Regions from separate parts of the Homo sapiens genome. Here region 2 is linked to region 1. Evidence: chromatin loops called from intact Hi-C (ENCODE). Cell type or tissue: Caco-2. All regions are shown on one strand. Links, peaks and the distances in the headings refer to the core of each region. The heading gives the core; the rest is flanking DNA.

Region 1 (16,834 bases), core at 6,681-14,680:
AAATAAGGTTATGTCAGCCATTTCAAAACATAAAATCTGGTTCACTATATATGATAATCAATATCTATATACTGGAAAAAACCTCCAAAAGATGGTGGATTCTGTATATTGTAATATTTTGCAAATGTCTGACTCTCTTGTTTCAATACAAAAAAGTATAGTAAGCCGAAGCCCAATTATGATTGACCAAATAGCCAGCTTTATCATCCAAGAGATTATCGAAAATCATCTTCAACCATTTTTGAGTGGAGAGGTTTTATGTCATCCAAGGACTCCACTGGATCCAGTGTCTACTATTGTTACACAGGTTCTGAGTGAAGTGATAGAGTCACACAGACCTCAGAAGCAATCACCTTTAGATATTCACCTTGATTCATTTGTAAGGGAGATTGTTGCCAGACTTTTGTCAAAGATTTTCAGCCCAAAGCATAACACTGAAATTGAGTTGAAAAACATGACCCAAAGAATAGTAAACTCCATAAATAGGCATTTCAATAAAGCTAAAATTCACATTCTCTATGATGACAAAGAACAGGCTTTCTTTTCTTTCAATACAGATATTGTGGATGAACTTGCCACCTCAGTTTATAGAAATGCTTTAAAGCAGCATGGGCTAGACCTTGCTGTTGATAAAGAGTCTGAAGACAGTGGCATTTTTGTGGAAAATATTACCAATTTAATTGTAGCAGCTATTTCAGATTACCTTCTTCATCCACTGTTTTCTGGGGATTTTTCAGCTTCTACCTATTCTAATTCAGTGGCTGAGAATATTGTTCAGGACATCCTTAGTAACATCAGTAAATCTACTGAGCCAAGCCAGAGTGTACCTCTATATAACACCTTGCTGCCATACACATTTTTAGAAGATATGATCAGAGTACTATTATCTAAATTATTTTCTTCTGCATCTAGCCTGGTTCTAAACAGAGACACCCAAAAAGATATATCAAGAGTGAATTTCAATGACATTGCTTCAAACCTAGTTAGTGATATTAGGATGAAAGTTTCCCAACATGAAATTCGATTTTCAAAAGAGGAAGAAGAAACCAAGTTTATTTATTCAGAAGATGATATTCAGCACCTTGTTGATTCAGTATTTGCAAATGTTGTGCAAACCTCTGGTTCTCAAGAATCAGCTGTGCAAAATATCACAAGCAGTAATGACATTCTTATAGATAGAATAGCAGGTTTCATCATTAAACATATCTGTCAAAAACATCTTCAGCCATTTGTGAGTGGAAAATCATTATCTTCATCAGACACATATTTTGATGATGAGAGAAGGCAGTTATTTTATACCAGTGTTTACTCTTCAACATTCTTGGAAGATGTAATCTCTGGGGTTTTAAGAAAAATATTCCACAGGGTAGTAGGCATTGTACAAACAAAATCCATAAGAGATTCAGAAGATGAACTGTTTGAGAAAGCTGAAGAACTCATACATTTGATTACAGGGGAATTCTCAAAAGCCCAAGTTAGCATTATAGATAATACTGAGGAAAGACTGTGTTTACCTCCAGTGGAGAGGGATGTAGTCAAAACAATTGTTGACATGGTGTACAGCAAAGTTTTGCAAGAATATGAAATGGAAGTCGTGCCCAATAAAGATTTTCTAAATGACACAAAGACATTGGCTGCAAGAATAACTAATATCATCCTGGCTGAAATTTTTGATTTCCAAATTCATCCAGATCTTATAGCAAATCTGCCTTTTAAATCACATTCCAAACTCAGTGCAAATGTTTTAATACAAAGAGTTCAATATGATATAAGTAAATCAAGATTCCAAAGACAAGCTTCAACAATGTATACCACTATGTTATCACATAGTCATTTGGAAAAAATAGTTACTCAGCTTACATCTCAGATAAGTCCATTGAACACCAGTGCAGAGCAGTCAGATACTACTAAATCAGACTTAAGTAATACAGTGATAAAACTGATAAATGAAATTATGTCAATAATTTCAAAACATGAAATATGTATTATTAAATATGGGAATAAAAAACAGAGTATGATTTCAGCAAAAGATATCCAGTCTATGGTTGATTCCATTTATGCTGATCTTTCTCATTCAAATATATACCAGTCCATTACAAAAGATAAAAAGAGCATAAGTGACATACCTGTTTCAAAAATAGCGAGTTTTATAATAAAAGAAATCTTTAACCATCATATTCAATCATTTTTATCTGAAGATAAAACTCTCCTTTTGGCAGCAGTTGATCAAACTTATAAATTGAAAGCAATAGATCCTAAACAAAGAGAATTATCTTTTATTGTGAACTCATCTGTCTTTTTGGAGGAAGTAATTTCTGAGCTCTTATGCAAAATTCTTTATGCATTTTCACATAACATGTTGGTTACTGAAAATCCAGATAGAGTGAAACTGAAACTTACCAGGATTGTTACAACATTGGTAAATTCAATTGTTCTGGAGTTCACCACATCAGAGATTTTAGTTGCAGATAACTTTGATAAAAATTTGTGTTTCTCAGAAAGATACAAAGAAATGGTTCAAAAAATAGTCAACTCAGTATATGGAAAAGTATTAGATCAATATAAATCTCTGATTCAAATACATAGGGTTATACAAAGTGACACAATATGTTTTGGTAGGAAAATATATTATTTGCTATTGGAAGAAATATATGATTATCAAGTGCAGTCATTAGTTTCAGGAGAATTAGAGTCTTCTTCTTATTCGTATCCCCAAGCTGATAATATCATCAGAAATGTGCTTAACATAATCACAAAGGATAGCCATGCCTTGCCACCATATATTACTGTGTTGCCTCATTCTCTTTTAGAAGATATGGTTTACAGGCTTCTAGGGCATGTCTTCCCTTCAACTCACACTGAAAATGAACTAAAAGAGAAAAAGTTTCCACCGGATGATGAATTTGTGGAGGCAGCTTCAAAATTGACTGATGAAATTATAAAAGAAATTTCTGAACATGAGATTCGACTTTCCATGGCAGAGGATAATGCAGAAAGTATGCAGTTAGAACCTATTGAAAATTTGGTCGACTCCATATGTAATAATATTTTGAAAACATCTGAATTCCAAGCTGAAGTACAAAAAGATGCAGACAAAAAAGGATGCTCATTCCTCAGTAAATTAGCTGGTTTTATTATGAAAGAAATCATGTATCATCATTTACAGCCATTTTTACATGGTGAAGAATCATCTTTCAGTGACTTATCTGATTATGACCATGTCTCTGAACTTGCTAAATCTGGTAAAGAAAAGACACAGCCTTCTCTCTATTCAGCTACATTTTTGGAAGACATAATCATTGACCTTGTTCACAAATTTTGTTCTCTCCTCATTATTACTGAAGATTCTAAGAAAAATGAAATGGCAGAGCTAGATATTATGGGCTTGGCTCTAAAACTTGCAAATTCTCTGATAAGGGAATTTAAGAAAAGTGATATTAAAGTTTTACCAAATGCTGAAAAAATGTTTTCTTTTCCACCAATTGATAAAGAGACAGTTGATAAAATATCCAATTTTGTATATGAACAGTTCATAGAAAAATGCACATCTCATGATATTCAAAAAGGTGATGAAAGTAACATTGCTATAGGGATGATTGCTGCTCTAACCCAGAAGGCAATATCTGCATTCAGGATTCAACCACTTTTTTCAGGAGACTGGTCTTCCACCTTCTTTTCATTTCTAAATCCAGATAATATCACCCAAAGGGTTCAACACCTACCACAAAACACCTTTACACAAATAAGCAGATGTGCAAAAGAGAACCAACTTTCTTTACCAGATCAATCATATAAAGATACTTCTTCCACCCCAGATTGCAAAAACATGATGAGCACTTTGGAAATAAATAGAGGTACAATGAATAGAAAGAAAAGTTTTAAAACCAAGGACACATCAGTGAAAAAAGGTGACATCCAAAATCCAGTACTTAGCTCTATAAATGCAATTATGAAAAGCGGCATGATTAACCTAACATCAGGGTTGGCTACAGGTGTGACAAATAAAAAGGAAGTGGATGAAAATAAAGTGGGAATTTGTACTCAAAAACATAGTGAGAATGTATCAAAAGTTACTTCAACTACCACTGTGAAAAGTAAAGATACTCAGGAGCCAAATTTGAGTGAAACATTTAATAATAATGAAATTGAGAAGAAAAGAAATTTAATTCCAACAGATAAAAAAGGGAAAGATGATGAGATATACACACATTTTTCATTAATAATTGATGATACAGAATATGAGAAGGAAGTACTTGGATCAGATTCTGAAATAGGCTATAAAAAGAAGATTGACAATGCAAGGGAAAGCTCATTTAAAAAAGATGACAAGCTCTTTCAGTTATCCTCCTTGAAGTCCAAGAGAAATCTAGGGACTACAACAGATACTTTGGAAATAAGAATTCGAACATCAAGCAATGAGGGGAGAAGAGACTCTCCAACACAAACGTGTAGGGATGAGGAACACCACTCAGATTATGAACATGTTCAAAATGTCATTGAAAATATTTTTGAAGATGTTTTAGAACTATCTTCTTCTCCAGAACCAGCATATTATTCGAAACTCAGTTATGACCAAAGCCCCCCAGGTGATAATGTATTAAATGTAATTCAAGAGATTAGCAGGGATTCGGCACAGTCTGTTACAACAAAAAAAGTATCCTCCTCAACTAACAAAAATATCTCTGCCAAAGAAAAAGAAGAGGAAGAGAGAGAAAAAGAGAAAGTAAGAGAGGAGATTAAAAGTGAACCCAGTAAACCAGATGATCCTCAAAACCAACGAGAAAGTAAACCTGGAATTTTTCCCGCTAAGTTTTTAGAAGATGTTATTACTGAGATGGTTAAACAATTGATCTTTTCTTCTATACCAGAAACACAAATACAAGATAGATGTCAAAATGTTAGTGATAAGCAAAATCAAGCCAAACTCTATGACACTGCTATGAAACTCATCAATTCACTGTTAAAGGAGTTCTCAGATGCTCAAATTAAGGTTTTCAGGCCAGATAAGGGAAATCAGTTCCCTGGGGGTAAAGTGTCTTCAGTTCCTAAAGTACCTCCAAGGTATAAAGAGCCAACTACAGATGAAGCACCATCCAGCATTAAGATAAAATCTGCAGATAAAATGCCACCTATGCATAAAATGATGAGAAAACCTTCTTCAGATAAGATACCATCAATTGACAAAACATTGGTCAATAAAGTTGTTCACTCCTCTGTTTGTAATATTTTAAATGACTATGGATCTCAAGACTCTATTTGGAAGAATATAAACAGTAATGGAGAAAATTTAGCAAGAAGACTAACTAGTGCAGTGATAAATGAAATTTTCCAACGTCAGGTTAACTTGATATTTTGTGATGAGGTTTCAGTTTCAGCATGTTTGCCTCTGGAATCTAAGGATGTTGTTAAAAAGGTCCAAAAGTTGGCCCAAACAGCCAGCAAAGAATGTCAAACTTCATCACCATATACAATAATATTACCTCATAAATTTTTGGAGAATGTGATTTCTGCTCTTTTCTCCAAAATTTTCTCAACAATATCCAGCACAAAAACAAAAGAACCTGAGGACAATTTGTCCACAGAACTGAATTTCCTTCAAATGAAGTTAGTAAGTGCAGTTGCAACAGAGATCTCCCAAGATAAATATATGACTATACAGTATGTAGAAACCTTACAATCTGATGATGATGAAATTATTCAATTAGTGGTTCAGTCTGTTTATAATAATCTCTTGCCACAGTTTGGATCACAAGAGATTATACAAAATTGTGTAACCAGTGGATGCAAAATCCTTTCAGAAAACATAGTTGACTTGGTTCTACGAGAAGTGGCTAGCAATCAGCTGCAGAGCTATTTTTGTGGAGAGCTAACTCCACATCAGTGTGTGGAAGTTGAAAACATCGTTGAAAAGATCCTTAAAGATGTTTTCCAAACTACTGATGTGCCCCTACCTAAACCTTCACATGCTGATAAGCTGTCTTATAACATAATAGAAGAAATTGCTGTGAAATTTTTATCAAAGCTTTTATCTATATTTCCAAAAGTACATAAAGAAAGAACAAAATCTCTAGAGACTGATATGCAAAAAATAACTTCAAAAGTACTAAATTCAGTCCAAGAATTTATCTCCAAAAGTAAGATTAAACTTGTACCACCCACCAAGGAATCACCTACTGTGCCTGTAGCTGATAATGCAACTATTGAAAACATAGTTAATTCTATTTATACCAGTGTTTTAAAGCACTCTGGCTCTTATACTTCTGTATTTAAAGATTTAATGGGTAAAAGCAATGTCCTCTCTGATACAATAGGCTTTTTAATGGTGAATGCAATTTCGAATTCTGAATTTCAACCTCAAGTAGAGGAAGAAGTATCAAATTCAGAATTAGTTCTGGAAGCTGTCAAAATTATGGAAAAAGTGATCAAAATTATTGATGAACTTAAGTCTAAGGAAAAGTCTTCATCCAGAAAAGGTTTGACATTAGATGCCAAACTTTTAGAAGAGGTGTTGGCCTTGTTCTTGGCTAAACTAATAAGGTTGCCAAGTTCCTCAAGCAAAGATGAAAAAAACTTATCAAAGACTGAGTTAAATAAAATTGCATCTCAACTGTCAAAATTGGTAACAGCTGAAATTTCCAGAAGTAGCATTAGTCTAATAGCTTCTGATCCTGAAGAGCACTGTTTAAATCCAGAAAATACAGAAAGGATTTATCAGGTTGTCGATTCCGTTTATAGTAACATACTGCAACAATCAGGAACCAACAAAGAATTTTATTATGATATAAAAGATACAAATACAGCCTTTCCTAAAAAAGTGGCTAGTTTAATTATTGATGGAGTTTCAAGTTTTCCATTAGATACAATTAACTCAACAATTTCAAATGCTGATCTCTCTGGAGAGCTAGACGTTAATAGAATTGTTCAAAAGGCCCAAGAACATGCTTTTAATGTGATTCCTGAATTAGAGCAAGAAAAGTTAGATCAAAATTTATCTGAAGAGGAATCTCCAATTAAAATAGTTCCACATGTTGGAAAAAAACCAGTCAAAATAGATCCAAAAATTATTTCAGAACACTTAGCAGTTATTTCTATAAAAACTCAACCTCTTGAGAAACTTAAGCAGGAGTGTTTGAAAAGAACTGGACATAGCATAGCAGAACTGAGAAGAGCATCAATAAGTGGGAGAAATTACTCCTTAGGATCACCTGATTTAGAAAAGAGAAAGACAGAAAGACGTACCTCATTGGATAAGACTGGAAGACTGGATGTAAAACCCCTAGAGGTAAGTGCAAAAGCAATGGCATGAAAATGAGTGAATAGTGAGACATGGTTCTTCTGTGATTTCCTTCCTCAAATAAGTATATGGAAATGCATTCATTGTTGTTGGTGTTTCTCAGCCCAATAGGAGAATTAGTTGCATCAGTTCATCCATACAGTCATATTATTTACTAGGATTTGTCATGTTAGTTCTGTGGCTCACTCTAAAAGTCTCAGGCTAGTTTCCTAAGACAATCCTTTTGAAAGTTTTTTTTTAAGAATGAGATTGTAAGCACATACCCTTCACAGTAAAACCAGACTGACAGAAGTTATAATTGTCATTTAAATATTTAAAAGCAGCAAACTTGTATAGTTCCTTAGTTCGTTATGGATATCTAAAGGTGTTCAAACAGGCCAGTTAAAAGAATATCAGGATATGTGGAATAATCTAAAATAGTTTTAATTTTCAAATTTAAAGCACCAGAGTAATACTCATTTCCTTTTAGTAACACTCATCAGCAAACGTTGGACTGCCAACTCTTAGATTACATTTGTTCTATTTTACTTCAATTATATTAGCCTTTCCCATTTGCCCTGGCCTCTCAAGATGTACCCATTTTCTTTCCACTTACACACTTGTTTTTTTTAAAACCAGCTGCAGTATTGCTGCTATTTTTATGAGCCTCTTCCCTATTGCTCTAGACCTAACTCTCCCCTGTAACCCCATACTCAGCTCCCAAATATTTTAACCGGGAATTTAAAATGCCAAAAATAATGTCCTTATTACAAGGAAACTATTACTGAGGACAAAAGATTTGTCTCGCCAACAGATAGGTTGCACTGATCCATCAGACATTTTGATTTTTATTAAAATCCCTTTAACTGATGGCATGCATTTGTGGGAGGGCTGAGTATGCTTAGGCATGTAGTCTGTAGCCCGGACAATTAGCAAAGTTTTATAGAACCATGCCTCCTGGAGCATAAGCTTAGAGTAAATTTTTTCAGCACTCTTCTGCAACCCACTAAACTGAATCTCAAGGCTAGTAAACATGCTAATTAATGCTTTAAGCTTTCACACCCTGATATAGTTTGATATTTATCCCTGCCCAAATCTCATGTTGAATTGTAATCCCCAATGCTGGAGGTGGATCCTGGTGGAAGGTGTCTGGGTCATGGGGACAGACCCTTCATGGCTTGGTGCTGTCTTTGCAATAGTGAATTCTTGCAAGATCTGGTCATTTAAAAGTGTGTGTCACTCCCCTGCACCCTGCCCAACACATACACATTATTTTTCTCCTGCCTTCACTTTGTGATGTGCCTGCACTTATTTTGCTTTCAATCATGATTGGAAGCTTCTTCAGGCCTTCCCAAAAACAGATGCCACTATGCTTCCTGTAAAGTCTGCAGAACCATGAGCCAGTTAAACCTCTTTTTTTTTTTTTTTTTTTTTTTTTTATAAATTACCTACTCTCAGGAATTTCTTTACAGCAGTGGAAGAATGTCCTAACACAGAAAATTGGTACCAAGGAGTGGGGCGTTATACCTGAAAATACGGAAGCACCTTTGGAACTAGTGCTGGAAGACACCAGTTCCACACAGAGGCTGAAGACAGAGCCTCTTTTTTGTGGACAGAGGCTAGAAGAGTTTAGAAGGCTCAGAAGAAGATAGGAAGATTAAGGAGAGTTTGGAACTTCTTAGAGATTGGTTAAATGGTTGTGACTAAAAGGCTGATGGACAATGGTAATATGGACTATGAAGGCCAGGCTGATGAGGTCTCAGATGGAAATGAGGAATTTACTGGGAACTAGAGCAAAGGTCACTTTTGTTATGCCTTACCAAAAACTTGGCTGCATTGTGTCCATGCCCTAGAGTTCTGTGGAGTTTGAACATGTGAGTGATGACCTAGGATAGCTGGCAGAAGAAATTTCTCATAAATGAAACATTCAAGATGTGACATCTTGACAGCCTATTCTCAGATGCTTCTAACAGCCTATTCTCAGATGCAGGAGGAAAGAAATGACTTAAATTTGGAATTTATATTTCAAAGAGAAGCAGAGCATAAAAGTTTGGAAAATTAGCTGAGCATGGTGGCTCACACTTGTAATCCCAGCACTTTGGGAGGCCAAGATGGGTGGGTCACTTGAGGTCAGGAGTTTGAGACCAGTCTGGCCAACATGATCTCCAACTCCATCTCCACTAAAAATACAAAAATTAGCTGGGCATGATGGCACACGCTTGTAGTCCCAGCTACTTCGGAGGCTGAGGCATGAGAATCACTTGAACCTGGGAGGCAGAGGTTGCAGTGAGCCAAGATCATGCCACTGCTCTCCAGCCTGGGTGACAAAGCGAGACTCCACCTCAAAAAAAAAAAAAAAAATCAACCTGGCCATGTGGCAAAGAAAAAAAAAAGGTTGTTTGTTTGTTTGTTTGTTTGTTTTTTGAGAGAAATTCAAGATGGATGTAAAACTACCAGTTCTTAGAGAAAGTTCCAAAACTGAAAGAGATCTAAGAGCTAATGTTCAAGACAATGGAGAAAAGGCTTCAAAAGCATTTCAGAGACCCTCACTGCACTCTGTTTGATTTCAGTTCTAGAGGCCTAGGAGCAAAGAATGGTTTCATGGGCTCCGCAGACTCAGAATAACATTCCTCACATTCCCACCGCAACTTTTCTAGCTGTGGCTCAAAGGGGCCCAGTTACAGCTTGGGCTGCAAAGCATAGCCTTGGTGGTTTCTATGTGGTGTTAAGCCTATAGGCACACAGAGTTAAAGAGCAAATGAGACTTCTCAGCCTCTGCCTAGATTTCAGAGGGTGTATGGAAAAACCTGCATGCCCAGGCAGAAGCCTGCTGCAGGAGTGGAGCCCTTACAGAGAACTTCTACCGGTAAATACAGAGGGGGCATGTTAAGGTTGGAGATCCCACACAGAGTCTCCACTGGGGCACTGCTTAGTGCAGTTGTTGGAAGAAAGTCTGCATTCTGCAGACCTCAGAATGGTAGATCCACTTGCATCCTACACCCTCAGCGTGGAAAAGCCTCAGGCACTCAGCAACCTCTAAGAGTATCCACCAGTGCTGCAAAAACCACAGGGGCAGGACTGCCCAAGGCCTTGAGAGCCCCACCCCTTCCATCACTGTGCCCTAGATGTGGGACATACAGTCTAAGGAAATTATTTTGGAGCTTTAAGATATAATGATTGCACTACTGGGTTTTGGACTTGTTTGAGGCCTGTAGCCCCTTCTGTCAGGCCAATTTCTCCCGTTTCAAACATGAATGTTTGCCCAATGCCTGTACCTCCATTGTATCCTAAAAATAAGCCATCCTAAAAATAAAACAATAAAGAAGCAGACATGTGGAACTCAGTTAAGGCATGTGATTGGCACCAATCGGGCTACCAATATTATCTATCTTCAACAAAAGGACACAGCAGTGAAGAGAAAGAAAGGTTAGGTTAGAAACCCTACACTCTTGTTGGTTCTGCCTCAAGACTTAATTCTCTGTTTTAAGGTACCATAGATTCTTAACACACTAGACATATGCATACTAAAACCACTGGTAGTAACATATCCCAAAATATAAAATGATTTTGGATTTTCTAAACCACTGTTTTCCTCCAATAGCACAGATAATCAAAATTTATTTTTAAAAAATTTTAAAGAGGTTCTTCTGATATTTTGTTATTGCAGATATTCCTTTGAGGCACCATTATCTGAAAAACTGGTTTATGATATTACAAAGGGAGGCTGAGAGCTAAGATTATTAACTTAATTTTGAGATTCTGTGACGTGGTCAAAAGCTAGAGAAATGGGGAAATTCTGTTATTTAATTATAATTGTCTTTTCTTTGATCTGTCTTTAACATTGACATTGGAAACTGAGATTTAACTTAGGAAGTGAGAAGACATGAAGATTTATATTTTGAAGAATCTTTTGGGAAATATGACCAAAAGATCAAAAGTGGAGGAATAGGGAGTAAAGATTTTAAAACCATTATTTGGGGTATTCATTACTTTTGAAAATCAAGATCAGTGAATATGTTGCCCTTTTTTCTTGAAAATATGTGTATTTAGATTTCTCTATAATTCCTTACCTAGGATTTTGGAAAATAGGTTATCCTGTCTACTTCTGTCACAAAACTTTCAAGGTACATGACTAAGAGGAAGTAATTAAATTAATTATGCTAAACCTTGCTCTGACTTTTGGACTAAGTTATATTAGATTAAGGTATGTAATAAATGTAAAAAAATGCATGCCAACAAATTTTTTTTGTTATTTGTCTTTATTTCTTTTAAAAATATTGCTAATATATAATTAAGTGATATTTGAAGATATTACTTAAATCAAAACTAGAAATTATAAGAAAATAGCTACATCATAATTGAACTATAGGAAAGTGATTTAGGCATTTGATTTTAATATTTGCTATACCTTTAATTTCAGGCCGTTGCTAGAAATTCATTTCAGAATATAAGAAAGCCTGATATTACAAAGGTGGAGCTCTTAAAAGATGTTCAAAGTAAAAATGATCTTATTGTTCGATTAGTAGCTCATGATATTGATCAAGTGTATTTGGAAAATTACATAAAAGAGGAACGAGATTCTGATGAAGATGAAGTTGTTTTAACACAGACTTTTGCAAAAGAAGAAGGCATCAAAGTATTTGAAGATCAAGTGAAAGAAGTCAAGAAGCCAATACAAAGCAAACTTTCTCCTAAGTCAACACTAAGCACGAGCAGCCTGAAAAAATTTTTGTCACTAAGTAAATGTTGTCAGACCACAGCCAGTGCAAATATTGAAAGTACTGAAGCAATCTCAAATCAGGTAATAGAATCCAAGGAGACACATGTTAAAAGAGCTGTTGCTGAGCTTGACATGGCCACACCAAAGACGATGCCTGAAACAGCCTCTTCATCTTGGGAGGAAAAGCCCCAGTGTAAGGTAAGTGATAAGCATGACTGTTAGTGACTAGAAAGGGGAGACATCTTCACAAATCTGGCCCAAGAATGTACCTTGATTAGTCAGAAAAGAATGCTAAAATGAATTCAATCTCAAGCCTGGTGATATTTACAGGATAAGGGAAATTATTACCAGGTACAGCTATGAAACTCAACTGTGGGAAAGCAGGTAATAGGGGAAAAACTAGATTAATTAGAATCCCAAAGAAAAGAGAAAATGGAAACCAGTTAAGAAAAATGTAAGCTAATTATTAAAAACAGTTGGTTTCCACCCTTTTGTATTTTGGCTGGTAAACACTCATTGAACATTTTGTGTGGAGAGCCTAATGCTACTAGAATAGCACCAGAAGACTGGCTGAGGTAGGAGGAACAAAATAAGATCCACGGAAATTCAGATTGTTTGGGTTTGAATCCTAACTCTCAGTAGCTAGCTGACCTTTTGGTAAGTTATATAACCAGCTTATCCAACCTTAACAAGTTAATTCATATATTTTAAATATCACCCTTACAATTAGCCCATAAACTCTGCTGTCAGCATGGTAAACATCTCTTGTTGATGGCTCCAAATTCTCAAATGATGGTCTGGGTCTCAATGACCTTTTGAGTTTGGTCCTGCAGTATAATCTACATTTTAATGGAAAAAAGTTTCAGAGATTAGTCAAAAGATGGATGAGCCCTGTAATTCTAATTAATTTTAGAATTAATTTTAATTATTTTCATCTACTGGATACATGAAATTCCATACCATAACATGTTTTTGGAGAATATACAACTTTTAATTTTCTGATGAGGCCATTCTCTTGATTATCCATTTGATGTGATTCCGAGGTTAACACAAAAGCTTAGATGAACCATAGAAAATAGCATAAATATAACTCTGGTCAATTCAGAAGCACACATGAGTTTGCAACAAATAGATCAAAGTATGTGTTAAGATGATTGACCTGGCAAGGTACCTAATTGACCAGAGTTGTATCTGTGTTCTTCCTCTTTTTGCCCTCAGTAATATATGATTTCAAATATTTTTAAAGTTTAGAAGAAAATTCGACTCTTTAAACATTGTTCCAGGTTTATGTTTAAAATTTGTTCAAAATCTAATGTCATAATTTAGGTAATCTTCACTGAACTATTTCAAGTTAATTATATTGGAAGACACCTTTTAATTAGAATTATAGGGCCCACACCCATCTTTTAACTAATCTCTGGAACTTTTTTCCATTAAAATGTAGATTATACTGCAAAAAATGCCATAAGGTAAGAAAATATATCCCAAACTCCATTTAGTGTAATAGCTGATTTGTCCTTTTCCAGAAAGAAGAAAAGAATCTTGTTACTGAACCAACACATTACTTCATACACAGAATTATGAGTTCATCTTCATACAACCAAGAAGATCTCATTTCATCTACTGGGTATATGAAATTAAAGCAGTAGAAATATAGAAATCTGATAAAGTAGAGCTTATGAGTAGAATGGGGCCCCTGGCAAAACTGTAATTGAGCAAGTATTTAGCTTCAGACCTTCCCCAACTTCTTCCCTTCAGTGGCACCCTACTGTGAATAATTCCAAAGCCACTTCTTGCTATCTGTTCCTTTATTTTTAGATACCTGGCCTCTATGTCCTAGTTTTCAAACCAGTTTCTAGTGTATCAGTGTCTTATATAAAGTATTTGCTAATGTATTAGGGTATTTTCTAACCTGAGAGAGAGAGGTAATGGCCCAGAAATGAAATATGCAGTATCAGTACAAAAGTGTTCATGCTTAGCTCTCTTAAGAAAGCTACTGTCATTGCCTATAAGAAGAATCCAAAGGAATGAGAAAGAAATATAAGTTTTAGCATTCAGAGATAAATGGTAGAAAGCAATGGAGTTTGACATGGCTCTTTAAGAATGGATAGGATACACAAGTGAAAGACAATCCAAGTTTGGATGACACTAGGGGCAAAGTATGGGCTATAACAGTTATAGGGGACAAAGAGGAACAAAGTGCACTGTAGACTTGAAATCTGATTCATAACTCTATCAAGAATAGTGAAAACATCTAAATTTGTGCTTGCATTTATAAAATTATACACAACTTGGAAGAGATAACATTTTTTATTTGGGGAGAAGTACTCATGTTATACACAGAAAAATCTAGTGATTTTTTTTTTTTCATTCAGCATGCTGGAATTGCATTTTTTTTTTGACATGGCCTTATTTTGGGATATCTGTTTTTGGCCCACCATTGTCTCTTTTCTCCTACATAATAGGTTATTTTAACATACATAGCTAGTAATGTTGGAACCTCTTTATTGGTTATATTAGTGAAGTAAAAAGCAGGCATAAATAATACTAAATAAAAATGATTTTAGAGCAAGATAATACCAGGAAGCTCAAGGTTCTGATTTCCCCATGGAAACAAAACATAAGCAACTACAATCTGACTAACACAATTTTATAACAGCTCTGGACAACGGTCTGCAGCAACCAAATGAATATTCAATCAAGAAAAAGCTGGCTGCTCATGATGGCTCACGTCTGTAATCCCACCACTTTGGGAGGCAGAGGCATGAAGATTGCTTGAGGCCAGGAGTTTGAAGCCAGCTTGGGCGACATAGCAAGACCCTAACTCTACTAAAATAAAATAAAATAAAATAAAATAATAAAAAATTAGCTGGAATGGTCATGTGCACCTAGTCCTAGCTACTCAGGAGGCTGAGGTGATAGAATTGCTTGAGCTCAGGAGTTCAAAGTTACAGTGAGCTATGATTTTGCCACTGCACTTTAGCCTAGGTAACAGAGCGAAACTCTGAGACAGAGAGAGAGAGAGAGAGAGAGAGAAGACGAAAGAAAGAGAAAGAAAAGAGAGAGAAAGAAAAAAGAGTAAATGAGAAAGAGAGAGAAGAGAGAGAAACAAAAGGAAGAAGGAAAGAAAAAAAGAAAAGGAAGGGAAGAAGGGGAGGGAGAGAGGGGTGAAGAAAGGGAAGGAGCAAGGGAGACAGAAAGGGAAAAAACACATTCAAAATAGTTAAAAAAAATCTGTGAAGTTTAACTTGCTCTTGGATCCAACTTCCTCCCAGCATAGTATAACACAGTTAAGAGAAAGGAGCCCAATTTACAGTTTCCTCCCTTTGGTGGAAAGAGCAGAGTAGATCTTGTTCTGACCTATCTATGGGCTTTCTTAAGAAATTATTTTTGTTTCACCTGACTAGGAACTCAGATAGGCAATGGTGTTATAGTTTGGTTCTAAGCCTGGAAACCACAGAAAGTAGTGGATAGGTGCCATAATGCATGAAAACTACAGAGGGACTGCAGAACCATAAACACCTTCGGCAGAAATTATGGGAAGAGAGAGATACAACAGCAGAATATCTAAGTTCTGAAGAAGGAGCAGGAAGTGACTCTTTGGGAAATTAAATCATTTAAAAAGCAGCTCAGAAAAACTGAGTTTGGGGAAGCACAAACACAGGCTTGAAAACTACATGCTCAGAAAAGATCTGAAAAAAACCTAAATCTTCACTTCGGACTGTTTCCAAGGCTCAAAGTCTCATTAATTAGTAAATATTTTCCACATCAATCAGCAAAAACTGGAAGAGGTGGCTTCTTTATTATTTCAAATACTCACATTTGAACAAAAGATTACTAAGCATACAAAAAATGGGGAAAATGAAATGGAAATAATAAAATACCCAGAAAATGTTCCTGAAGAAGCACATCAGTTGGACCTACATGGCAAAGACTTTAAGACAACTATCTAAAATATGTTCAAGAATTGTAGGTAGACAAAGAACTAAGGAAATTAGTAAAAATACGTATGAACAAAATTAAAATATTAACAGAAAAATTATAAAAAAGAACCAAACAGTAATTCTGCTTTTGGTAGCATATTAGGGCAACTAGAGTTAACAATAATTTATTGTATATGCCGAAATAACTAAAAGAGAAGAATTGGACTATCCTTAACACACAACACAAAAAGTAATAAATGCTTGAGGTGATGGATACCCCAATTACCCTGACTTGATAATCACACTTGCATGCCTGTATCAAAACATCACATGTAACCCATACAAATGTGCAAGTATTATGTGCTCATAAAAATTAAAAATTAATTCTGGAGCTGAAAAATATAACAACTGAATTGAAAAATTCATTGGAGAAGTTCAATAGCAAACTTGGAGAGACAGAAGAAACAATCAGTGAACTTGAATGCAAGTCATTTGAAGTTGCCAAGTCTAAAGACCAAAAGGAAAAAAGATTGAAAAAAAAGTAAGCAATGCCTAAGGGATTTTTGAAACACCATCAGGCAGAACAATATACACCTTATGTAAATTCCAGAAGAAGAAATTGAGAAAGAAACAGATAGATTATTTGAGGAAACAAGGGCTGAAACTTCCTAAATTTGAAGAAATACATACACAAATAAAAGAAGCTTGACAAACTTCAAGCAGAATGAACACAAAAATATCATATCAAGACACATAATAATCAAACTGTCAGAAGACAAAGATAATCTTTAAAGTAGAAGAAGGAAAGTGATTCATCATGTACAAATAACCCTCATAATATTATTAGTGATTTTCTCATTAGTAACCTTACAAGCCAAGAGGCAGTGAGATGATATATTTAAAGGACTGAAAGAAAAA
Region 2 (16,834 bases), core at 5,553-13,552, 53 kb after region 1:
GTTAGGCCATTTTTGAGTTGCTATAAAAAAATGCCTGAGATTCAGGGTTTAATTTGTCATACATTTCTGCAGGCTGTACAAGTATAGGACCAACATCGGCTCAGCTCCTTGTGAGGGCTCAGGAAGCTGACCATCATGGCTGAAGGCAAAGGGAAGCCAGCATATCATGTGGCAAGAGCAGGAGCAAGAGAGAGAGAGAGAGTAGGAAGATACCACACTCTTTTAAATAACCGGATCTCATGTAACTGCCAGAGTGATAATTCACTGATCACCAAAGGGATAAGGCTAAGCCATTCATGAGAGATCTACCCCCATGACCCAAACACTTCCCACAAGGCCCCAACTGCAACACTGGGAATTACATTTCAACAAGATTTAGAGGTGACAACATCCAAATTATATCAAGCAGTAATGGGAAAAATTAGGGGGGGGAAGCTACCAGACATACAGAAAACAAATAGTAAAATGGTAAAAGTTCTTCTTTATTAGTAATTACTTCAAATGTAAATATATGAAAGTCTTCAATCAAAAGACAGAAATTAGCAGAATAACAAAAGACACACACAAAAAACATGATCCAACTATATGCTGCCTTACTCTGGATCCAAAGAAACAAATTTTTCAAAAAAGAATGGAATAACACATTCCACGAAAATATTAACCCAAAGAAACTTTGGGTGGCTATACTAATATCACACAAAATAGACTTTTGGTCACCTACTGTTCCAAGACCAAAGAATGACACTACATATTGATGAAATGGTCAGAATTCAGTGGATAAATAGTTCTTAAATAAGTTCAATATACCACTTTCAATAATGAATAAACATCTAGACTGACCAATAAGTAATTAGAGGATCTTGAACAAAACTATAAACCAATGAGACCTAGTAGATATATAGAACATTTCCCTCAACAACAGCAGAATACACAAGTGTACCTAGAACATTCTTCAGAATAGACCATATGTTATGTCACAAAACACACCTCCATAAATTTTAAAATGTAGAATTTTACAAAGTAGCATTTCTAAACAAAATGGAATGATGTTAGTTATCAATAAGTATAGGAAAAATGAAAAATTTAACAAATATTTGAAAGTTAAACAACACACTATTAATCAATAGAGTCAAAGAAGAGATCACAATGGGGGTCAGAAAATTCATATAAATTTTTAGAAAAATTATAATAAATAGTAACAAAACATAACAAAGCTTGTGGAATGCAGCAAAGGCAGTGCTCACTGGGAAATTTATAGCAGTAAACGTCTACATTAATTAATAATATATATAAAATCAATAACCTTAACATTACATGTTGAGGTAGAAAAATAAGAGCAAAATAAACTCAAAGCTATTCAAAAGAATGAAATAAGGGATTAGAGTAGAGATAAAGTAGAGAATAGACAAATAATAAAATCAATGAAGTAGAAAATTGTGTTTTTGAAAATATCAACACAATTGACAAACCTTTAGCTAGACTGACGAAATGTTGAGTAAACTTTATCACTAATGTGATGCTAGCTTCGGAATTTTTATAAATCTCCTTTATTATATTGATGAAGTTTCTTTATTTTTCTAGTTTCCTGATGGTTCCTGCCATGAAAGAGTAGTAGTTCTTGTCAAATGTCTTTTCTGCCTCAATTGAGATGACCATGTTGTTTTTCCTCTTAATTGTATTAATGTGGCGTGTATTAGTTTCCTAGGGCTATTATAACAAAGTACCACAAATTAAATGGGTGAAAAAATATAAATCTATTGTCCCAGTTCTAGAGACAAGAATGCTGAGATCAAAGTGCTGGTATGATTGTGCTCACTCTGGAGGCACAGGAAAGTATATGTTCCAGGCTTCTCTCCAAGCTTCTGGTAGCTGCTTGTCTTGACACAAGTATTCACATGGTATTTTCCTTTTGGTGTGTGTCTTTCTCTTCACATCACATTCCTTTTTAATAAGAACATCAGTTACATTGGTTTAGGGACCCACCTATTCCAGTGTGACTTCATCTTAACTAGTAATTACATCAACAAAGACTCCTATTTCCCAATAAAGCCACATTATAAGTTACTGGGGATTGAAACTTTAACTATTTTGAGGGAGTGCTATTAACCCCTACCATGGTGTGTTAAATTGATTGGTTTTCTTAATTTGAACAACCCTTGCATTTCTGGGATAAACCCCACTGAGTTGTAGTTTAAAATCTTTTTAATATGCTGTCAAATTTAGTTTTATAGCATTTTTGTTAGTTTTCTCCCTATCTATATTCACAAGAAATATCAGTGTTTAATTTTGTTTTCTTGTAATGTTTTTATATGGCTTAATATCTAGGTAATGCTGACCTCCTAGAATGAGTTAAGAAGTGTTCTTTCCTCTTTTATTTTCTTAAGATTTTGAGATGAATTGGTGTTAATTTTTTCTTAAATGTTTGGTATAACTCACCAGTGAATTCATCTCTTCCTGGACTTTTCTTTGTTGGAAAGTTTTAATGTTTAACCACAGCTATTCAACAACTTATTACAAATTTCAACCAGAACAATTAGACATTTACAAAAATGAAATGCATCGAAATTGGAGAGGAAGAAGTCAAACTGTGTCTATTTTCAGATGAGAAGAAAAATTCTGTGTATATAGCAAATCCAAAAGAATCCACAAAAAGGCTAAAAGAGCTAACAAACAAATTCAGCAAATGTCCATTATGCAAGATACACACACGCGCACACACACATACACACACACACAAATTATGTTTCTACGGACCTGAAATAAATATTTTTTAATGTAAGAATGTATATTAGTCTATTTTGCATTGTTGTAAAAGATACTGGGTAATTTATAAAGAAGAGAGTTTTATTTGGCTGAAGGTTCTGCAGGCTATACATGCATGGCACTAGCATCTCCTCAGCTTCTGGTGAGTTCTCAGGAAGGTTTGACTCATAGTAGAAGGCAAAGGGAGAGCAGGTGTGCCATATGGCATAAAAGGGAATGAGACATGCCAGCCTCATGTAAACAACAAAATCTCACATAAACTCATTACTGTGGGGAAGGTACCAAGCCATTCGTGAGGAATTCACCTCCATAACCCAAACACCTCCCACCAGGCCCTAGATCAAATGTCAATATGAGGTTTGGAGGGGACAAACATCCAAACTATACTAGAAAGTAATTCCATTTACAATAGCATCTAAAAAAATAAAATACATGGGAATAAATTTAAAGAGATGAAAGGCACTACAAAGAATACATCATTGCTGAAAGAAATTAAAGAAGAGCTAAATAAATGGAAAGACATCCTTAGTTCATGGGTAGGAAGATTCAATATTATTAAGATGTCAATATTACTCAAAGTGATCTACAGATTCAACATAATTCCTAGCAAAATTCCAATAGCTTTTTTATGCAGAAATAAAAAAGCTAATGCTTACATTCATAAGAAACTATACAGGGTCCCAAATAGCCAGACCTTGAAAAAGAAGGACATTGTGAGAGGAATCACACTTCCCAATCTCAAACCTTTTTACAAAGTTACAGTAATCAAAACTGTATAGTAATGGTATATCAAAGAACAATATCAAGAGAGTGAAAAGACAATTTACAGAATGGGTGAAAATATTTTCAAATCATACATCTGATAAAGGTATAAAATCCAAAATATATTGTAAAAACTCCTACAACTCAACAACAAAAAGGAAAAAACAACTGGGCAAAGGAGGTGAATAGACATTTTTCCAGAGGAAATATACAAATGAGCAAAAAGCACATGCTATGATGTTCAACACTATTGGGAAATTCAAATCAAAACCACAATGAGTCACCACTTCATGCAGACTAGAATAACTACTAAAAATAAATAAACAAAATAAAAATAAAAACAGAAAATAAGTTTTGTCAAGTATGTGGAGAAATTGGAACACATATATTGCTAAATGCAGGCTAAATGCAGAATTATTACATGACCTAGCAATTCCACTTCTAGGCATATACCAAAAAGAAGGGAAAATATAAACTCAATCAAATATTTATACATTAATGCTCCTTGGAGTATTATTTGCAATAGCCAAAAGGTGAAAACAACCCAAAAATCTATCATCAAGTGAATGGACAAAAAAAGTCATATATACATACAATGGAATATTATTTAGCCATCAAAAGGAATGAAGCCCTAATACATACTACGACATAGTTGAACCTTCTGAACATTATGCTAAGTAAAATAAGCCAGATGTAAATGATAAATATATAATTTCATTTAAATGAGATATCTAAAATAGCAAACTTGCAGACAGAAAGTTGATGAGAGGTTACCAGGGGCTAAGTTTGAGGGTAAGAACAGAAAGTTACTGCTTAATAGACAGAGTTTCTGTTTGGAATGATGAAAAAGTTTTGGAAGTGTTGATTGCTGCACAACACTATGAACATAATGCTACCGAATTTTACAATTAAATATGGTTAAAATGGCAAGTATTGCCACAATAAAATTAAAAAAAAATCCTCAACTTCTTGGGAAACTGAAGACAGTTGTATTTATTAAGGACAGGACATAACACAATTGAATTGAGAAGAGCATCACTAAATGGAAAGAGTTACTTATTAGGCTGAGTAATGCTGGCTCCTAGAATGAGTTAAGAAGAAAAGAAAACAAAAGACCTATCTCACTGAGTAATCTAGATAATTGGATGTAAAATTCTTAGAGGTAAATGAGAAAAGTAGTGATGAGAATAAATGAGTGTGTAGTGAGACATTATCAACTGCCTTCCTTAAACTGGGCTCTGGTAATGGGAATATAGTAAAACTGACTGACATTTTAATCCTCATTGGCTGTGTAGGAGAAATGTGATCTCTTGGTTTCTATAGCTCTTTGTCATGAAATTTATTATCATAGCACAGTAGGAGCGCAAAGGTGCTAGTAATCAGAATATCAGATAAATGAATCTTTACTATAGTTTTAAATCCTCAAAGTTAATGTTCCACAGTAATACTGTTCATATTTTAACATTAATTAGACTTTAAACTTTAGACTTCTTTCACTTTATCTTATTTTGCTTTTATTATATAAGCCCTACATTTTCACGTCCTCATTATGTACCCTATTTCTTTCCCCTATTACCTTGCCCCAAACTCAGCTGTCCAAATGCCAATTTCTTGCACAAGTTTATCTCATACTCTATTTTTCAAAAGCACAGATTCCATGACCAATTCCAATGTGCAGTTTCTTTCTGCAACATGGTCAGAAATGCTATTATATAAAAATACAAGTAAATTCTATGCTGTTTCCCCTAGATAATACCAGATTCTACTTTGTATAATACTGGACTTGTATTTATTTCCAAAAGAAGAAGACATTACTGAACCAACACATTGCTTTCTACACAGAATTGTGAATTCACCTTCATTTATCCATGAGGATCTGATTTGATCTGCTAGTTACATTCAGTTAAAGTAATTTAAAAATATAAATCTAAGATGTAAGTTATACATATGGCAAGACAGAGGTCTTGATAATACATTGAGGAAGCCAGTGTTCAGTCCCTCAATCTCTGCTGACTACTTTCTCATTTCTCCATTCCCTGACTCCCTACTATGGTCACTATCTATACCTCACCTTTTCATCTCCTCCCCCATTGCTGTTTACCTGAGTTGTACTTATTTTCTTGATACCTGTTTTTCTATGCATCAAATTTCTGCTAATGTGTTAGATTCTTTAATTGGGAGACAAGTGTTTGTTGAGTCAACTATACTAGAGTGCTTGCACTACTGGCCCCCAAATTCCCTGATTTATAGCTTGTATTTTGTCTTTAGTATTCAACTTATTCATTTTATAAATCTAAGTTCCCTCAAACTTGTAAACATAATTTACAATCTGGTATGGTCACTTGTAAATATACTAATTTGTGTTACAAGTGCTTACTTTTACTTGTATTCTTTGTTTCATGCTCAATTACCTTACCATTTGGACAGTGGAAAACTGCCTTAAACATTTACCATGGTTTAAAAATTTTATTAATTCCTTAAAACATTTCAGACTACATGAAAAAAACAGTCCATTTTTCTCAAGAATTCAATACATCTACATCTAAATCTAGTCAACATATGCTTCCTAACATTTACAAAACTCTTAAATCTAATATATCAGACTCTTAAATTTTAAAAATCATATAGTATAAAGTTTCAAAAAAAGCAAAAAATATAATAATTACAAATTAGCAATGCTAGGGATTTTGATAAACCTGCACTCATTTAAATGCACCTACACAAATATTAATATATACACATAAACATTATTATGAGTATAAGACAACTTTAAGCTTTGTGACCAAACCCAAAGATTTGGGTGAAGGATTTCATTGGTGGTTACCATTATGGTGTCTAAAATGATTAAAATTTGCCAGACACAACCCACTGGTCACCACTGTGAGAACCAGACCAATCTAGGAGCTATAATCTTGGAAGACACCCAATTGACTTAATATTTATTTAAATCAATAGGAATGTCTCCAAAAGACTATTTGCCTTCTGATTAGTTTTTTAATTGTCTGAATATATAACCAGAGACTACTTAAACAAGAAGAACCTAAAATGTAGTGAATTAAGAAATTTATTTTCCCATGAGCAGAGTGAGAGCCCATTAGAGGTCAAGGGAAATAATAAAACAACTAGAGAAAGACAAAGAGACCAATGTTTTCTCTATGAGTGCCAGAGTATTGTCTAAGTAAATTTACAAATGCTGTGGATAGATTCTTGACTAGAGCTTTCAGGAGTTTAATGAATCTTCTTCCCCCAAACAAGTATAAAATTGAACAAAATTATCAGAACAAATCTTATCAAGGATCCGGAAATAGACAAAGAGGAAACAAGGAAGTGAGAAGGGATTATTCATGATAACCTGCCAGAGCATCAGGTAAGAACAACGTCTGTTTTGTGTGAAGCTGCTTTCTTCCTTCTCTCTTGATCTTTGTCAGGTGGAAGGACAGTTTTCTCAGGGTATGGCTAACCACCATAACCAGAAGCTTTGCTGTCAAAAAGGGCACACTTTATTTGGGGCAAAATGCAGAAACCCACAGTGATTTTTTCATCAATAATAGCAAACTCAGCAGGAAATAAAGGGGAAAACCTACAACTCTGCTAGGACTAGTTTGCGGTCATAATTGGTGCACAGAAGGGACTAGCCACAAATTTACAAGGAGATCCTGGATATTGGAAACTGAGCTCTTTATCTGCGTTCACATGATACTTTTGTTTAAAAGCGTGTGGCACTTCCCCAATCCCCCAACATTGTCTCTCTCTTGCTCCTAATTTCACCATGCCGTACAGGCTCCCACTTCACCTTCTATCATGAGTCAAAGATCCCTGACACCTCCCCAGAAGCCAAGTAATGTCAGCACCTATAGAATCATCAGCCAATTAAACCTCTTTTCTTTGTAAATTATCCAGTCTCAGGTATTTCTTTATAGCAACGCAAGAATAGCCTAACACATCAGGGACAAATTTCACTTGTTCATAGCATGTAACACGTTTAATGTCCTACTGAATTTGGTTTGCTAGTATTTTATTGAGGACTTTTACATCTATGTTCATTAGCAATATTGGCCTGTAATTTCCAAGCATCTTTGCTGATCACAATGAAATAAAACTAGAATGATAACAACAGTAAGAAATAGGGTAAATTCATAAACACAAAGAAACTAAGTAAAACAATCAATAGGTCCAAAGAGGAAGTCAAAAGGGAATTTCAAAATACCTTCAGACGGATGAAAACAAACACAATATCCCAGAACTAATGAAATGCAGGAAAAGTATCTCTTAATTACTTGGAGGGAAGTGTATAGACATAAATGCCTACATTAAAAATGAAGAAAGGTCTTTTTTTCCTTAGCCTCCTCCCTCCAGGAAAGGTCTTAAATAAACCACCTAACTTTATGCCTTACTCTCTAATTCCTTATACCTCAAGAAATTAGAAAAAAAAAAAAAAAAAACAAATTAAACCCAATGTTAGCAGAAGGAATAAAATAATTAAGATCAGAGTAGAAATAAACCAAATAGAGAATATAAAAAGCTTTAGAAGAACATTAAAAAACTAAGAATTTTTTGAAAAACACAATCAACAAATTCTTCTACTAAGAAAAAAAGAAGATTCAAATAAACAAAATCAGAGATAAAACAGGCAACATTACAACAGATGCCAAAGAAATAAAAATAATCATAAGGAACTATTAGGAACACTTATATACAAACAAATTAGATAACCTATAAAAAAAGAATAAATTCCCAGAAACTTACAACCTACCAAAACTGAATTAAGATGAAATAGAAAGCCAAAACAGATAACAAGTGAATTTTAATTATTAATTAAAGACCTCCCAACAACATAAAAAACTCAGGACTTATGGCTTTATGGATGAATCCTGCAAAACATTCAAAGAATAATTAGCAACAATCATTCTTAAACTCTTTTTAAACTAGAAGAAGAACGAACACTTCCAAGCTCATTTTATGAGGCAGTATCAACCTGCTAGCCAAAGACAAAGTCATCTTTTAAAAACTGTTTCGAAATGTTTACATTGAAATATCATAGAAGTGTTTAACTGTGTCAAAGTCACTAATCTCTTCAAACTTCATAGAGATAACTTCTGAGCCTTTATTTGCATCAAACTAATTTAAATTGGTCATATAAAGTTTTTCGGGGAAGGAGCCAAGATGGCCGAATAGGAACAGCTCCGGTCTACAGCTCCCAGTGTGAGCGACGCAGAAGACGGGTGATTTCTGCATTTCCATCTGAGGTACCGGGTTCATCTCACTAGGGAATGCCAGACAGTGGGCGGAGGCCAGTGGGTGCGCGCACTGTGCGCGACCCGAAGCAGGGCGAGGCATTGCCTCACTTGGGAAGTGCAAGGGGTCAGGGAGTTCCCTTTCCAAGTCAAAGAAAGGGGTGACAGACTCACCTGGAAAATCGGGTCACTCCCACCCGAATATTGCGCTTTTCAGACCGGCTTAAAAAACGGCGCACCACGAGATTATATCCGGCACCTGGCTCGGAGGGTCCTACGCCCACGGAGTCTCACTGATTGCTAGCACAGCAGTCTGAGATCAAACTGCAAGGCGGCAGCAAGGCTGGGGGAGGGGCGTCCGCCATTGCCCAGGCTTGCTTAGGTAAACAAAGCAGCCCGGAAGCTCCAACTGGGTGGAGCCCACCACAGCTCAAGGAGGCCTGCCTGCCTTTGTAGGCTCCACCTCTGGGGGCAGGGCACAGACAAACAAAAAGACAGCAGTAACCTCCGCAGACTTAAATGTCCCTGTCTGACAGCTTTGAAGAGAGCAGTGGTTCTCCCAGCACGCAGCTGGAGATCTGAGACCCGGCAGACTGCCTCCTCAAGTGGGTCCCTGACCCCTGACCCCCGAGCAGCCTAACTGGGAGGCACCCCCCAGCAGGGGCACACTGACATCTCACACTGCAGGGTATTCCAACAGACCTGCAGCTGAGGGTCCTGTCTGTTAGAAGGAAAACTAACAAACAGAAAGGACATCCACACCGAAAACCCATCTGTACATCACCATCATCAAAGACCAAAAGTAGATAAAACCACAAAGATGGGGAAAAAACAGAACAGAAAAACGGGAAACTCTAAAACGCAGAGCGCCTCTCCTCCTCCAAAGGAATGCAGTTCCTCACCAGCAACGGAAAAAAGCTGGATGGAGAATGACTTTGACGAGCTGAGAGAAGAAGGCTTCAGACGATCAAATTACTCTGAGCTACGGGAGGACATTCAAACCAAAGGCAAAGAAGTTGAAAACTTTGAAAAAAATTTAGAAGAATGTATAACTAGAATAACCAATACAGAGAAGTGCTTAAAGGAGCTGATGGAGCTGAAAACCAAGGCTCGAGAACTACGTGAAGAATGCAGAAGCCTCAGGAGCCGATGCGATCAACTGGAAGAAAGGGTATCAGCAATGGAAGATGAAATGAATGAAATGAAGCCATAAGGGAAGTTTAGAGAAAAAAGAATAAAAAGAAATGAGCAAAGCCTCCAAGAAATAGGGGACTATGTGAAAAGACCAAATCTACGTCTGATTGGTGTACCTGAAAGTGATGGGGAGAATGGAACCAAGTTGGAAAACACTCTGCAGGATATTATCCAGGAGAACTTCCCCAATCTAGCAAGGCAGGCCAACGTTCAGATTCAGGAAATATAGAGAACGCCACAAAGATACTCCTCGAGAAGAGCAACTCCAAGACACATAATTGTCAGATTCACCAAAGTTGAAATGAAGGAAAAAATGTTAAGGGCAGCCAGAGAGAAAGGTCGGGTTACCCTCAAAGGGAAGCCCATCAGACTAACAGCGGATCTCTCGGCAGAAACCCTACAAGCCAGAAGAGAGTGGGGGCCAATATTCAACATTCTTAAAGAAAAGAATTTTCAACCCAGAATTTCATATCCAGCCAAACTAAGCTTCATAAGTGAAGGAGAAATAAAATACTTTACAGACAAGCAAATGCTGAGAGATTTTGTCACGACCAGGCCTGCCCTAAAAGAGCTCCTGAAGGAAGCGCTAAACATGGAAAGGAACAACCGGTACCAGCTGCCACAAAATCATGCCAAAATGTAAAGACCATCGAGACTAGGAAGAAACTGCATCAACTAACGAGCAAAATAACCAGCTAACATCATAATGACAGGATCAAATTCACACATAACAATATTAACTTTAAATGTAAATGGACTAAATGCTCCAATTAAAAGACACAGACTGGCAAATTGGATAAAGAGTCAAGATCCATCAGTGTGCTGTATTCAGGAAACCATCTCACGTGCAGAGACACACATAGGCTCAAAATAAAAGGATGGAGGAAGATCTACCAAGCCAATGGAAAACAAAAAAAGGCAGGGGTTGCAATTCTAGTCTCTGATAAAACAGACTTTAAACCAACAAAGATCAAAAGAGACAAAGAAGGCCATTACATAATGGTAAAGGGATCAATTCAACAAGAAGAGCTAACTATCCTAAATATATATGCACCCAATACAGGAGGACCCAGATTCATAAAGCAAGTCCTGAGTGACCTACAAAGAGACTTAGACTCCCACACATTAATAATGGGAGACTTTAACACCCCACTGTCAACATTAGACAGATCAACGAGACAGAAAGTCAACAAGGATACCCAGGAATTGAACTCAGCTCTGCACCAAGCGGACCTAATAGACATCTACAGAACTCTCCACCCCAAATCAAGAGAATATACATTTTTTTCAGCACCACACCACACCTATTCCAAAATTGACCACATACTTGGAAGTAAAGCTCTCCTCAGCAAATGTAAAAGAACAGAGATTATAACAAACTATCTCTCAGACCACAGTGCAATCAAACTAGAACTCAGAATTAAGAATCTCACTCAAAACTGCTCAACTACATGGAAACTGAACAACCTGCTCCTGAATGACTACTGGATACATAACGAAATGAAGGCAGAAATAAAGATGTTCTTTGAAACCAACGAGAACAAAGACACAACATACCAGAATCTCTGGGATGCATTCAAAGCAGTGTGTAGAGGGAATTTTATAGCACTAAATGCCCACAAGAGAAAGCAGGAAAGATCCAAAATTGACACCCTAACATCACAATTAAAAAACTAGAGAAGCAAGAGCAAACACATTCAAAAGCTAGCAGAAGGCAAGAAATAACTAAAATCAAAGCAGAACTGAAGGAAATAGAGACACAAAAAACACTTCACAAAATTAATGAATCCAGGAGCTGGTTTTTTGAAAGAATCAACAAAATTGATAGACCGCTAGCAAGACTAATAAAGAAAAAAAGAGAGAAGAATCAAATAGACACAATAAAAAATGATAAAGGGGATATCACCACCGATCTCACAGAAATACAAACTACCATCAGAGAATACTACAAACACCTCTACGCAAATAAACTAGAAAAACTAGAAGAAATGGATAAATTCCTCGACACATACACTCTCCCAAGACTAAACCAGGAAGAAGTTGAATCTCTGAATAGACCAATAACAGGAGCTGAAATTGTGGCAATAATCAATAGTTTACCAACCAAAAAGAGTCCAGGACCAGATGGATTCACAGCCGAATTCTACCAGAGGTACAAGGAGGAACTGGTACCATTCCTTCTGAAACTATTCCAATCAATAGAAAAAGAGGGAATCCTCCCTAACTCATTTTATGAGGCTAGCATCATTCTGATACCAAAGCCGGGCAGAGACACAACCAAAAAAGAGAATTTTAGACCAATATCCTTGATGAACATTGATGCAAAAATCCTCAATAAAATACTGGCAAAACGAATCCAGCAGCACATCAAAAAGCTTATCCACCATGATCAAGTGGGCTTCATCCCTGGGATGCAAGGCAGGTTCAATATACGCAAATCAATAAATGTAATCCAGCATATAAACAGAGCCAAAGACAAAAACCATATGATTATCTCAATAGATGCAGAAAAGGCCTTTGACAAAATTCAAAAAAGCTTCATGCTAAAAACTCTCAATAAATTAGGTATTGATGGGACGTATTTCAAAGTAATAAGAGCTATCTATGACAAACCCACAGCCAATATCATACTAAATGGGCAAAAACTGGAAGCATTCCCTTTGAAAACTGGCAGAAGACAGGGATGCCCTCTCTCACCACTCCTATTCAACATAGTGTTGGAAGTTCTGGCCAGGGCAATTAGGCAGGAGAAGGAAATAAAGGGTATTCAATTAGGAAAAGAGGAAGTCAAATTGTCCCTGTTTGCAGACGACATGACTGTATATCTAGAAAACCCCATTGTCTCAGCCCAAAATCTCCTTAAGCTGATAAGCAACTTCAGGAAAGTCTCAGGATACAAAATCAATGTACAAAAATCACAAGCATTCTTATACACCAATAACAGACAAACAGAGAGCCAAATCATGAGTGTACTCCCATTCACAATTGCTTCAAAGAGAATAAAATACCTAGGAATCCAACTTACAAGGGATGTGAAGGACCTCTTCAAGGAGAACTACAAACCACTGCTCAAGGAAATAAAAGAGTATAGAAACAAATGGAAGAACATTCTATGCTCATGGGAAGGAAGAATCAATATTGTGAAAATGGCCATACTGCCCAAGGTAATTTACAGATTCAATGCCATCCCCATCAAGCTACCAATGACTTTCTTCACAGAATTGGAAAAAACTACTTTAAAGTTCATATGGAACCAAAAAAGAGCCCGCATCGCCAAGGCAATCCTAAGCCAAAAGATTGAAGCTGGAGGCATCACACTACCTGACTTCAAACTATACTACAAGGCTATAGTAACCAAAACAGCATGGTACTGGTACCAAAACAGAGATATAGATCAATGGAACAGAACAGAGCCCTCAGAAATAACGCTGCTTACCTACAACTATCTGATCTTTGACAAACCTGAGAAAAACAAGAAATGGGGAAAGGATTCCCTATTTAATAAATGGTGCTGGGAAAACTGGCTAGCCATATGTAGAAAGCTGAAACTGGATCCCTTCCTTACACCTTATACAAAAATCAATTCAAGATGGATTAAAGACTTAAATGTTAGACCTAAAACCATAAAAACCCTAGAAGAAAACCTAGGCATCACCATTCAGGACATAGGCATGGACAAGGACTTCATGTCCAAAACACCAAAAGCAATGGCAACAAAAGCCAAAATTGACAAATGGGATCTAATTAAACTAAAGAGCTTCTGCACAGCAAAAGAAACTACCATCAGATTCAACAGGCAACCTACAAAATGGGAGAAAATTTTCGCAACCTACTCATCTGACAAAGGGCTAATATCCAGAATCTACAATGAACTCAAACAAATTTACAAGAAAAAAACAAACAACCCCATCAAAAAGTGGGCGAAGGACATGAACAGACACTTCTCAAAAGAAGACATTTATGCAGCCAAAAAACACATGAAAAAATGCTCATCATCACTGGCCATCAGAGAAATGCAAATCAAAACCACAATGAGATACCATCTCACACCAGTTAGAATGGCAATCATTAAAAAGTCAGGAAACAACAGGTGCTGGAGAGGATGTGGAGAAATAGGAACACTTTTACACTGTTGGTGGGACTGTAAACTAGTTCAACCATTGTGGAAGTCAGTGTGGCAACTCTTCAGGGATCTAGAACTAGAAATACCATTTGACCCAGCCATCCCATTACTGGGTATATACCCAAAGGACTATAAATCATGCTGCTATAAAGACACATGCACACGTATGTTTATTGCGGTATTATTCACAATAGCAAAGACTTGGAACCAACCCAAATGTCCAACAATGATAGACTGGATTAAGAAAATGTGGCACATATACACCATGGAATAGTATGCAGCCATAAAAAATGATGAGTTCATGTCCTTTGTAGGGACATGGATGAAATTGGAAATCATCATTCTCAGTAAACTATCGCAAGAACAAAAAACCAAACACCGCATATTCTCACTCATAGGTGGGAATTGAACAATGAGATCACATGGACATAGGAAGGGGAATATCATACTCTGGGGACAGTGGTGGGGTGGGGAGAGGGGGGAGGGATAGCATTGGGAGATATACCTAATGCTAGATGACGAGTTAGTGGGTGCAGCACACCAGCATGGCACATGTATATATATGTAACTAACCTGCACAATGTGCACATGTACCCTAAAACTTAAAGTATAATAAAAATAAGTAAATAAATAAATAAATAAAATAAATTAAAAAAAGTTTTTCTACATAAATCATAAATTTTCCAATATTATTTTAAAATACTGTTGTCTTAATTACATGTTTTTATGCTGTTGCACTTATAGGAATGCTAATTACGCCCCCAAAAGTTCAAAATTATAGTGAAATCTATTTTTGTGAGGGAGATTGTTTATGATAATACATAAGATAACTATCTTCTTTACTTTGGTGAAATAAAATCAACACATTTGGAATTTCTAAGAGACATCTTATTTCCAAAGTTCTTACTGAAATTTTAAGAAAGTGACAGCAGATAGGTCATTTGGGGAGGATGTAAGAGGTACATTGATAAAATGATTTAACGTGTATAAACCACTTACGAAAACCTGATACAAAGTAATCTTAAATTTGATCAAATAAAAGCATGACCTAAATTTCCATGCAACCTCACATGTCTCACTTCTCCTCTGGAGAATTCAAATAACCCATAATGTCACGTTGAAAGAAAATGAGGGTTCATGCGGGTTCATCTAAGACACCCAGGTCTCTTTAGATCAATAGGAGAATTAACAGATATGCAATTTTACGTTCAAAGGCACTTAATGACAGCTAAGGGAACTACTGCAGAAAAGTCTTATGATCTTTTCATGTGAGGTGAAACCTCAAATTTGGAGACTTGTAAGAGTTCTGGTGATAAAAGAAACAATAAATAAATACACTTAGGGAAGGGTCATATCATTTACACTTCGTTATTCATTTATGTCAGTTTATACGTAGCTAAAAGATTTAACCAGTTCTCTTCACTCCAGAAAACATAGAAAAGGGTTATGTTGATGGGATAAGTTACTCCCAGTGGGAACAGTGGCTTCCTTAAAGAATACTACCATTTGCACCTAGAAGGATCAGATGTGAGAGAGACAAGAGAGTGGTAATGACTTTTTAACTCCAGTACTTAAGAACTACAAGTGCTATGCTTATGATCTCAAAAACTAAGTTAAAAACTAAACAGAATCCCACATAGGATTTTGGACTTACATTTAATGTTATTTAATGTGCTGAAGGAGATTATGTGAAATATTTACTGAGTTTCTACTATGTCTCAGGCACTGTGCACAGTGAGGTGATACAAGAATAAGTAGAACACTTGTAGCTTTGGCTCACTATAATACACAAGAAAGACACATTAACTGATAATCACAATACTTTGTAAAAAGTGATATGACTAATGTAAGCAATGCATAATAGAAAGGTACATTAAAAGCATATCTAATGTACCAAACTAAATAATTTTTAAATATGAAACCAGTTCTGTAGAAATTACAATAACAAATTCTCAGAAAATGAAATATAAATGTTATATCTTTTATAATAAAAATATGGCTAAATACTAATGAAAATTGGAACATAAATGACTATTATATCAACATTGTTGAAACGAATCTGGAGGCCACATATCAAGATATATTAAGAAACATTTATAAATATGCCTGAAGTCTGAAATGAATTATGGGGAATCAAAACAATTATGTTAACTCTGAGTATCACTTATTTTTTTCTTTTGTAAAGTATTCGTGATTCTAAAATTAATAAATAAAATTAAATTTTTAGTAGAATGGAAATCATCATTCCTTATTTATCATTTATTTTCATATGGTTTTTAATGTTAAATAATATTATTTTTAAGGTTAAGTAATATCTTATGTTTTAATGCCAAAACTTTCAAACATCATTAACCACAGAAATGCTTGAAATTATGGTAAATTTAACAATTTTACTAAAAGAATTATATAACAATGCATACTTGCAAGTTGCATTTCTTTCAGTACATCACTTGCATTTGGGTAGGTAAATTCTGAAACAGGAATTTCATTTGTATTTCTAGCTCACACAGCTTTCTAGCTTCTTAGTTGCAATACTCCTTCAAACAATAGGTTATACAACCACATAAAGTGGGAACAATTTAGGAACTTTCTTTATAGATTTCTGGATTTACAGTCACGATTTTATAAATACATTTTCCAAGTGAAATAAACACGACAAAGAGAAAAATGAACAAAAAAACCTTTCATTTTCTGATGAATTTATTGGATAGTCTAAGTGTCTTTCATCGAATTGTCACATTCTAAACTGATGTGTGAA

What was found. Hi-C counts contacts between places; a loop is a spot of excess contacts. Peaks named below come from ENCODE experiments on the same cell type or tissue, not always from the same donor. Only the 100,000 strongest peaks of a DNase experiment are listed, where the experiment ranks them.
Region 2: it touches region 1 in a loop (2.6-fold over the local background); 1 of 110 quality-filtered maps calls a loop at or near these places.

The regions. Positions count from the first base shown.
Region 1 is chr2:185,801,852-185,818,685 of GRCh38, forward strand. FSIP2 (fibrous sheath interacting protein 2) reads left to right here. Exons shown (of 23, transcript NM_173651.4): 17 at 1-7,282; 18 at 11,694-12,191; 19 at 13,520-13,620. Among named protein-coding and RNA genes, the nearest start is that of FSIP2-AS1, 10 kb to the left of the region's middle. In Caco-2, for the core only: no CTCF peak of the experiment used is centred there; no DNase peak of the experiment used is centred there.
Region 2 is chr2:185,855,925-185,872,758 of GRCh38, forward strand. No RefSeq gene overlaps it. Among named protein-coding and RNA genes, the nearest start is that of FSIP2-AS1, 64 kb to the left of the region's middle. RefSeq lists enhancers at 8,378-9,087, 9,088-9,796. In Caco-2, for the core only: no CTCF peak of the experiment used is centred there; DNase peaks (open chromatin) are centred at 8,827 and 9,157; H3K4me3 peaks cover 910 bases.